Linked DNA regions of Mus musculus: region 2 is linked to region 1. Evidence: chromatin loops called from intact Hi-C (ENCODE). Cell type or tissue: heart. All regions are shown on one strand.

Region 1 (5,000 bases):
GTGAGTGTGTGTATGTGTGTGTGAATGTGTGTGAGTGTGTGTGTGTATGTGTGAGTGTGTGTGTGAGTGTGTATATGTGTGTGTGAGTGTATGTGTGTGTGAGTGTGTATATATGAGTGTGTGTGTGTGAGTGTGTGTGTGTGTGTGTGTGTGTGTGTGTGTGTGTGTGTGTGTGTTTATATCCAAATTGTCCTGGTTTTACCTCTATGAAGTCCGTTTCCTCATAGACTCCTGGCTTGGTGCTGCAGTACTGAATACCAGGGTTCTTCTCATTGGCAACCATATTAGCCAATCGACAGCCCTTACAGTTTTTAACAATTTCAGCTGTTTTCAGACTGGCATCTTTAATTATGATGAGGGACTGGTAGACTAAGTCCTGCATTCTCTGGCATCCTATGTGTGAAGAACATTGAATCTTTTTCAGTATGCGTATACCCATTTTCTCTGGTACAATTAGTTTGTGATCAGCTAGCTGTCCTCCATCATCTCTTAGGACACTGAGACATGGACAGGGTTTTGGCTCAGATCACATCTTCTGTCTGATCAGAGAGTATGAGGTTTCCTGGGTCTAGGGCAATCAAGGACATGAGGAGCCCAATTTTTAGGGTCACTCACTGGGCTGTCTCACTGCCCTCTGGGACGGAGTTTAGTCTGTCCTTCTGCCGCCAGAAGGCCTCTCTCTATATAAATAGTCCCATAGATATCAGCAGTAGCAAAGGCACACTGGCTATCTGTGTCTCTTGTCTTTTCTCAGCTGTAACGCCTTGGTCAGAGCTGCCACCAGTTCAGCTTTGTGGGTTGATACTCCTGTCCGGAGTGGCTCTGCACATATGATCTGAGCAGTCATGCAGAGGCCCACCGATCAAGGTCAGGGTCAGGCAGCAGGGCAGCTGAAAAGTCATCCTGGGGCATTCAAGAAGAGAGGCTGGTAATGAGTCACCCTGGCGTCATCTTTAACCAGGAGGCCATTGCTGCACTGGTGTATACACAAGGTGGGGGTCGGCTTCTGGCAATTGGTGACAGATTGGCCATTGTCTGATGCCAAGGCCCTGAGTCCCCTGGCTCTAGGGAGGTCACCTGTAGTTAGCAAAGTAAAGCCTTCTTAGAGGAGGCACAATAGTCCGAACTTTTCAGGGCCCCTAAGAGGTCTTGGTTGTTTCTTTTGTTTCTGTTGCCACTGAAAGTCACTTATAAACTGATGAGGAGACTTTACCTTCAGGTTTTAGCAAGGCAGAAAGTTCAACTTTATTATCTACAAACAAGTTGTTGGGTTCCCTTTCACCTTTAGGGCTGCCCTGGGCTTGGGAGGGGCACCTTTGATCTTTAGCCCCCTCCCTCTTATCTCCTTCTCCTGAGACTATCTGTTTTAGGCATTTCTTATGTGTCCCGTGGTTTGGCTGTGGCTGCTATCAAGATCTTTGCCAGGTCTTGAGTCTGTTGCTTCTGTCCCCTCCTCTGCTTCTCCTCTGCAGTCTCTCTTCTGTTAAATACTCTCTCGGCCACTCTCACTAAGTTTGAGTCCCAGTACCGGTAATAACGTTTTGGAAAGAATCTAAGTAAAGACAGGAATGAATTTCCAGAAATGACATCTTATTAAAATCTGCATAGAAGAAAAACTGAAGAGGAATACAACAAAATAGTTATGTGTCCTCTTTAGTGAGGTAACTGGTAGTTGTTTCCGTGAGTTCACCACAGTTTTGCAACTAGTCTAAGCAACTAGTACAAGTTTTGTTTCCTGGCTGTTGAGAGCATTAACTTTTTTGAAACTACAAGTCCCAGCAGATATTCCGCCGCACCCTTCTGCAGGTCGAACTGCCTGCCGTACATTGATCTCTGGGATTTGTAGTCTGATGATAAAAATAAGGTGGGTCACACACTACCGGCACATATAACTGAAGTGGAGACACAGCCAGATACACCAATAGGTATTGCGTTCCGGGATAGAGTTGCGGGCAGATCACCAATGGTTGTGTCGCTCCTCATGAGTGATGTGACCTCCAGCCTACAGTAGGCCCGTGGGGCGGAGCTGGTGTCGCGGCCCCATTGCGAGCCATGGGAGGCGGCTGGTGGTGGGCTCGGGTCGCGCGCCTGGCCCGCCTGCGCTTCCGGGGGTCTCTGCAGCCTCCTCAGCGGCCCCGCAGCGGGGGCGCGCGCGGGTCCTTCGCCCCGGGCCACGGGCCACGCGCGGGAGCGTCGCCGCCTCCAGTGTCCGAGCTGGATCGCGCGGACGCTTGGCTCCTCCGCAAGGCACATGAGACAGGTCAGTGGCAGGGGCCGGGGTCGTTCGCGCTACAAGGAGAGGGGTTTCAATGTGCACGTGGGAGTGGGTGGCCAGAGTAAGGCAAGCATCTGCTGGGAACAGGGCCTGTGCTCAGCGGGGGCAGCTTCCTCATGTGAGCGCAGGGAACCGGTGTTGGGGGTTGGAGATTTTGCAGCCTGGCCGCATAGGACACCATCTTTCGGGTCCTGGCTAAAGGGGTACAGCAGGGATTAGTGGGGGTGGGGAGGAGGCTACGGTTAGGAAGAAGTAGTTGGCAGCACCACACTGCCTAGGTGAGAGACCGTTCCAGAGGCAGCTGGGAGGGAACAAGTTGCTTGAGACAGGGGTATCCGTTAGGATTACAGACAGAGGGGACCACTTGGAATAAAACAAGAGTGTGGCTACCCGCAGAAGATGGGGAAGTTCCGGATTGGACCAGCGTGTAACCAATGGTAGAGAAGGTGGCTGCTGATTGGAGGGAGAGGTGATCTAGACTGCAGAGGGAGGAATCTCAAACGAGGCAATGAGTTGAGAGATTGGAGCTGGTCTGGTGTTGAATGGGGCTAGTAGTGGGAACAGCCTTTTGGCAGCACTCAGGTACTTGAGTGGTGGGGAGGTGTGGACGCAAGGATGAGGCCATGCTAGGTAGGAGCGGTTACCACACAGGGGAAGGGACAGGCTGGAGAAGTTTGTCCCAGAGGTCTGAGGGAGAGAGGGAAGACCGCAGGATGCACAAGGGAAGACTTGGGAAGACTTTCTATCCTCAAACTTCAATTCGTGCTCTAGATTTTGAACGTCTGGGACAGAAGGGTAAAGGAATGGGACTTGCATGGGGCTTCCCGGAAGGGATCCGCATCTAGAATACTTTTGTCTTGTGGCTGAATAGGGTGAGAGGGGATCTAGGAAGCAGGGCTTGCTGATGCAGAGCTCCATCCCCCAACTCCCCGCAGCTTTTCTCTCCTGGTTCCGAAATGGACTTCTGTCATCCGGCATTGGGGTCATCTCCTTCATGCAGAGTGACATGGGCCGGGAAGCTGCCTATGGTGAGTACAGACCATCCCTATGGGAAATGGGCCCCTCCCCCTTTTCCTCCAGTTCTGAGTCCTCCTACCCTAACAGTTGGAAAAGGAGAGCACTCCCTCCATTTTCTCTTGCCTCACTAGTTACATCTCCTCTTACACCTCCTTCATCGGCATTGTGAGGAGTCCACCAGACAGTTTCCAAGTAGCCTTGACTTATGTGGACACCTTTGTTTATACCCCAGACCAGCCCCTTTGGATATTGAATTTCTCCTCCAAGTCTCACATACTTCCTTTTACAAAGTCTCATGTATTTGAGTCCTTGTCTGCCTTTATTTGTTTGTTTGTTTGTTTATGTATTGCTATAACGGGAAGGAAAGCAGCCTACTAGTTAAGTGCTGTGTCACTGAGCTACACATCGCCATCCTTCCACTGGAATTTTTTAGCCAAGTGCTCTACCTTTGAGCCACGCCCCCAGTCCCTCACTGGGGGATTCTAGGCAGGGGCTCGACCACTGAACTACATCACCAGCCTTTTTGTTTTTTTGAGATTTATTTTTATTTTATGTGTATATGTGTATATGGAGACCATGTGCATGCCTGGTACCCATGAAGCCAGAAGAGAGCACAAGAACCCCTCGGACTGGAGGTACAGATGGTTGTGAGCCACCATGTGGGTTCTGGGAACTGAACTCAGGCCATCTGAAAGAGCAACAAGTACTCTTAACCTTGAAGCCATCTCTCCAGGACTGCCCCCCCCACCCCACCCCTTCCCGTGTTATTTTGAGGCAGTCGCAGTAGCCCGAGTAAGCCTTCCGTTAGCTAGCACTGCTCCAGCCTCTCACTAGCTGACGTTAGAAGCCTTGTCCCGCCCTGTGCTCGTACTGACTCATCCTCCCCACCCGTCACCCTGTCAGCCCCTTGGGATACGCTGGACCCTGTAACTATTGACTACTGCTCCTTCTTCCACAGGCTTCTTCCTGCTGGGTGGCCTGTGCGTGGTGTGGGGCGGAGCCTCCTATGCGGTGGGTCTGGCAGCGCTGCGGGGACCCATGCAACTGTCGCTTGCTGGTGCTGCCGCTGGTGTGGGGGCAGTGTTGGCTGCCAGTCTGCTCTGGGCTTGTGCAGTAGGTCTCTACATGGGCCAGTTGGAACTGGACGTGGAACTGGTGCCTGAGGATGATGGGGCAGCCAGTACAGAAGGCCCAGATGAAGCGGGCAGGCCACCCCCTGAGTAAACAACAGGGCTGTGGGGACTGGCTGGGCCTGACGACTGGGACATTAAAACCTGACCCTTCCGCAGTTCAAGACTCTGAGTGATAGCTCCTGTTATCTGGGGAGGTGGGGAGGGGAGAAGAGGGCAACCTTTGGGGACGAGGCTCAGTGGGTAAAGGCACTTGCTCCTAAGCCTGGCGACCTGAGTTTGATACTCAGGACCTGCGTGGTAGAAGAAGAGACCTAATTTCCACACCATACCACACATGGACACACATACAAGTAAATCAGTTCAAAGGAACAAGGCCAAGCAATCATGAGAGGCAGCATCCCCGGGGAGGGAGCCCCTTAGGGCATGGTGTTTAATTCTCAAGAATGACTCCAGGACTTGATCTGTGTCTCAGGTTTGGCCCTCTGGTGTTACACTGTCTTCAGTCTCCCTTCCGCTGCACCCTAGTACCTGTGGGCCCCGGATAGGGCAAGCCCAGCGTAGGGTAAAAGGCCTCT
Region 2 (5,000 bases), 140 kb before region 1:
TCCACCCAACTTCATGTTCTTTCTTTCTCTCTTTGTCTTAGCAAAACAAAACCACCCCAAAACCAAAAATCAAAACAAACAGAAAACCAAAAAGACCAAACCAAGCCAACACTAAACTCAGGAAAAAGCACATAAAAAACCATGCAGTCTGTTTTGGGTTGACCAACTACTGGTGTGTGTGGGGGGAGGGGGGGCAGCAGAGGGGCATTGAGACCTGTCCTGGAGTATAGAAGCCCAGTGACACTCCACTGGAGAGAACTGATGTCCCTCCCCCGAGAAGGAATCAATTACAAATAGCTTCTGGACTAGAGGTGGGACCTTGTGTCCTACCCTACTCACTGCTGGGATTTTGTCAGGTTTTTTTTTTTTTTTGGTTTTTCGAGACAGGGTTTCTCTGTATACCCCTGGCTGTCCTGGAACTCGCTTTGTAGACCAGGCTGGCCTCGAACTCAGAAATCCATCTGCCTCTGCCTCCTGAGTGCTGGGATTAAAGGCGTGCACCACCATGCCCAGCCGGAGCACACTTTTCTTGGAGTCATCTGCCACCTCTGGTGATCTTTCCACTTCCTCTTCTGCGTGGGTCCCTGAACCCCGAGGAAAGGAGTTGGATGAAAACATCCAGTTTACAGCTGAATGCTCCAAGGTCTCTCACTGTCTGCAGATTGTCCAGTTGTGGGTTATTTTAAATTTAATTGTGTGTGAGTATGTGTGTGTGTGTGTGTGTGTGTGTGTGTGTGTACGTGAGTGTGTGGACACGGACGCAGGTCTCTCAGGAGGCCAGGAGCATCAGATTCCCTGGAGCTAGGGTTACATATCCAGGCACAAGATGTAGGTACTGGGAACAGAACACAGGTCCTTCCTTGGGAAGAGCTGTAAGCACTCTTAATCACTGAGTTCTCCCCCCCCCCCCCACTTGCTTCGTTTTTTGAAAAAGATCACTTGCTGTGCTCAAAAATGGGCTTGGAGAGCCGGGCATGGTGGCGCACGCCTTTAATCCCAGCACTCGGGAGGCAGAGGCAGGAGGATTTCTGAGTTCGAGGCCAGCCTGGTCTACAAAGTGAGTTCCAGGACAGCCAGGGCTACACACAGAAACCCTGTCTCAAACAAACAAACAAACAAACAAACAAACAAACAAGCTGGACAGTGGTGGTGCATGCCTTTAATCCCAGCACTTGGGAGGCAAAGGCAGGTAGATTTCTGAGTTTGAGGCCAGCCTGGTCTACAAACTGAGTTCCAGGACATCCAGGGCTACACAGAGAAACCCTGTCTTGAAAAACCAAAAAAGAAAAAAAAAAAAAGGGGGGGGCCTGGAACTCACTATGTAACTCAGACAGACTCCAACCTTGCAACCACATTCCTGCTTTATCCTCTGGAAGTGCTGGGAAGACAGGTGTAAGTGACTATGTTTATTTCTTTAACAAGTGTCTTATCTCACATGGCTGTGTGACACCCTTTCACAGCGGGCCCAGTGCTGGGCACCCATAGGTAAGTAATATACTCAGTAAGTTTGGTGACAGTTTGGGTGAGACAGAGAGTCTGTCAAGTGCCGTGAGAGATGTCTACGGCTTGGGAGGAGGAAGGGTCACTGTTTCAAAAGGGAAGGGAAATAAATGACTTTTAGAAAAGGGAAAGGAAACAGAAACAACAGACAGGATGAAATAGGGTGCAGGGGGCTGCCCGGGCATGTCTGTGCCAGGAGCACAGGGCTGCCTCTTCCCCATTTGTCCAGTGCCAGATGGGTATTACGCCAGGCGGGCCAGGTGTTTAAGTTCACGAGTGTAACCCGCCATCAAGCCATTTAGCAGGAACCTGTCTCAGGAGTGACTTTGTGAGCACAGGTCTGGGCTCAGTTTCTTCTGTATGTGACTGGCATGTTTTGTAGGGTCAGCCAGTGCAGTCTAGTGGCTGTGCTTCAGCTATTGCGGGTGTCAGCCTGAGAGTGCTATTTGGATTGGAGTGTGTGTCCCTCTGAACCTGCCAGGAAGTTGTTCTGAGAAGGGGTCAGCCTTTAGTGTAGTGTGAATGCCCTAGGCATCTGGGGACACGGGTTTGTGCGTCGGAGACTGTTTGAATATTGTTTGTGCAACTACGTTTTGGGTTGTCACTGTCTGTGTGTGACCCAGTGAGCCAGTAAGTAAGATAATCTGGATGTCTGGGTCTGTGTGAGCTCGTGTGTCCAGGCCCTTGTCCTGATGTGTATCTGTGCCTCTGGTCTGACTTTGTGTCCCTGTGGCTCAGTCATCACTGACTCAGTGCACCCTGGCGTGCCAGTCCGTTAGTCTGAGCGTACTCCTCAGGTGTGGGTGTGGGTCCCAGTCAGTGTGTCAGTGTGTCAAGCGTGTGTCCGGACACCCTAGGTCTGGGCTGTCCCCACGCTGCTCCTCCTGCCTGGACCAGGCCTCGCCCCGCCCCTCTGGCTGCCGGGAAACCCCCCGCGCCGAGGTAGGGGGCGCGGCGCCCGACTGCAAGCCCCGACTTGTCCCCAGCCGCGGGCGGGGCCCTGGCGTCACGCGGGGGCGGGGCGTGGGAGCCAGCGAGAGGCGGGGCGGGGCGGCCGCCGAGCGAGCGGGGCCCGGGGATCTGCCGGGAGGCCTGAGACGCGGCATAGAGCCACATGCGAGCGGGGAGCCCAGGAGGCGGCGGCGACACCAGCAAGCAAGCAGCAGCAGCGGTGATCCGGACACGAAGACTCCAGAAGCAGCAGCAGTCACTGCAGTTAGAGCAGCAGGAGCAGCAGCAAGGTGCCTCAATAGCAACCCACTCGGCGGGCGAGCCCTCCAGAAGGCAACCGCCCGCCACCCCATCGCCTCCTTTCTCCGGAGTGTTCATGCCCCCGGGGTGAGTGAGCACCCCGATTCCCGAAGCTGCTTACGAGCGGCAAGGCCCGGAGGGCTCCCTGGAGGAGGTGACGGGGTGCACGGGCCGATAGGACGGTCGCCTTGCATTCCCGCAGCTTGTGCCCCAGCTTTCATCACTGGGACTAAGGCTGGGCCAGGCGGGCGGGAAGGAAGCACCTGGGACTCAGGGCGCCCTGTCTGGGCGCACAGGTGCCACAGCGGTCTGGCGGGTTTGTTTACAAACAATGGGGTTCGGGCTCGCCCGCGCCCCCTGGTGGCTAGTGAGACCTGGGAGGAGCGTGGCCCCGGGCTCGCTCGAGTCCCCCGAGTCCCACTGCGGGAGGGTTGGGGTGGGGGGTGGCACCGAGGATCGGCCACACCCAGAGCGCGCGCCCGCCGGGGGCGGCGACAGGGGGCGGCGGAGGCTGTGGCTCCCGCGGGCGGGGGCTGCGCCCCAGCAACAGCCGGTTATTGGCCCCGCGCGCGCTGGGCGGGCGGGGCGGGCGCACGTGGCGGCGTCGAGGGGGGGGGCTGTGACAGCGGAGGGGCGGCGGGGACCGCGCGTGCGGGGCTGTGGATCTGCAGGTGTCTCGCCTGGGTGTGTGTGCTCGTGTTTGGCTCCCGAGTTTGTATCCCTACACCGAGATGTTGGCGTTTGTCACCCGGAGGGGTGTCTGCGTGAGTCCTTGCCCGCGTGTCTGCGGGGTGGGGTGCACCTGTCCGTTTACGGGTGTGGGTGGCCACCCCCCAAACCAGAGTTGTATACGTGTGCTCTTAAGGGGTGAAAAGGGGATCTGTATCTGTCGCTTGCCTGGTAGTGTTGGTGGTGGTGGTGCGGACGACCGGGGCACTTGAGCTGTGTTTGTGTGTCGCTTGAGTGAGCTGTGTTGCTGTGCAGGGGTCTCGCCCAAGTGTGCGCTGCGTGTGTGTGTGTGTGTGTGTGTGTGTGTGTGTGTGTGTGTGTATGCGCGCGCGCGCGTGCTGTCTCTGGGTGTCTCCAAGACAAGCATCTGCTGTACCCAGCTTTTGGGATGGGATGCCACCCAGTGCCTGATCGCTCGCTGGGTGACTTCTGAGCAGCAAAAGGCACACAAGGCACGCTGAGCATGAAGGGCTTTGGGGGTGGGGGGGATCTAGCGGGTTCAGTGCCAGCCCCTCTCTCTGCATGCAGTGTGTGTGTGTGTGTGTGTGTGTGTGTGTGTGTGTGTGAGAAAGAGAGAGGGGGGGGTGAGAGTGAGTTTTGGGTCTGAGGGGTTTGTCTCTGTGATCCAGGCTATGTGTCATGTGGTGCTCTCTCTCTGTAGTGTTTATAGCAGTCACGTGAGGCCAGTGTTTTCTGTCTCTGCATTAGGTGTGTGTGCTGCTGGGCTCTGTGTGTGTGTGTGTGTGTGTGTGTGTGTGTGTTTTCTGGGGCTGACAGTTGGCTGTGGTGTATTGGGGCTGAGAGTAGAGGCTGGACCTATGGCTTCTACCAGCTGCGGCTGGTGCCTCCCGATGTGGCTGCCCCGCACACGAGGGGGGATGATGTATCTGGATATGATGACTTGTGTCTATGTGTGGCTGTTGTGTCCCAGGAGCTCAAAGTTGGGGGGGGGTGCACATTCAGGTGTGTTTTGAGATGATGGTGGTGCATGTGCTAAGGAATAGTAAGGGGGGTGTCTTTGGGTTGTCTGTGTGTATGCGGGAGAAACACGTTGAAGACTTGAGTCTGTTGTGCTTCAGTGTGTGACGGCTGCATTGTGGGCGGGTGAGCGCTGGCATGTCAGCAGCGGGTCAGTGTGAGACTGGTGTAAATATGTTGAAAGGGCTCTGGATGGCTGTGTGTGCATGTCTGTGTCCCCATGTGTTTCTGGGTGAGCCACCTCACTGGGGGAGCGGGAGGGGCGGTAAAGTTGGACACTTCTCTGAGTTCACTGGTGTCTTCCCATTACACACACACACACACACACACACACACACACACACACACACACGGTTCTCTGACAGCACCGTGTATCCTGGGAGCCCCAGCACCCCTTCTGCGCTCTTCTCTGTTGAGAAAGTTCTCCCTGGCCCAAGCCCTGAGAGTAGTAGGCAGTTTTCCTGGTGGGTTTTGCTACAAACCCCAGACGCAGTCTGTGCGCCCCTCACCATGTGTCCCGGCCAGGCTGTCCCTGGGGTCAT

Evidence for each region. A loop is a pair of places that touch in the nucleus more often than their neighbours do. Peaks named below come from ENCODE experiments on the same cell type or tissue, not always from the same donor. Only the 100,000 strongest peaks of a DNase experiment are listed, where the experiment ranks them.
Region 2: a loop joins it to region 1, with 1.9 times the contacts of the local background. A loop is called at or near these places in 1 of 42 quality-filtered maps.

What each region holds. Positions count from the first base shown.
Region 1 is chr7:16,450,911-16,455,910 of GRCm38, forward strand. It overlaps Tmem160 (transmembrane protein 160), which reads left to right and starts at 1,869. Exons shown (of 3, transcript NM_026938.1): 1 at 1,869-2,260; 2 at 3,211-3,303; 3 at 4,251-4,580. The coding sequence starts at 2,053. The coding sequence ends at 4,516. Npas1 (neuronal PAS domain protein 1) reads right to left here. Exons shown (of 12, transcript NM_008718.2): 12 at 4,811-5,000. The coding sequence ends at 4,925. In heart, no CTCF peak of the experiment used is centred here; DNase peaks (open chromatin) are centred at 1,981 and 2,671; H3K4me3 peaks cover 1,721 bases; H3K27ac peaks cover 1,513 bases.
Region 2 is chr7:16,307,024-16,312,023 of GRCm38, forward strand. It overlaps Bbc3 (BCL2 binding component 3), which reads left to right and starts at 2,560. Exons shown (of 4, transcript NM_133234.2): 1 at 2,560-2,838. In heart, a CTCF peak has its summit at 3,106 (motif pointing left); DNase peaks (open chromatin) are centred at 2,478, 3,298, 3,798, 4,578 and 2 weaker places; H3K4me3 peaks cover 3,000 bases; H3K27ac peaks cover 3,439 bases.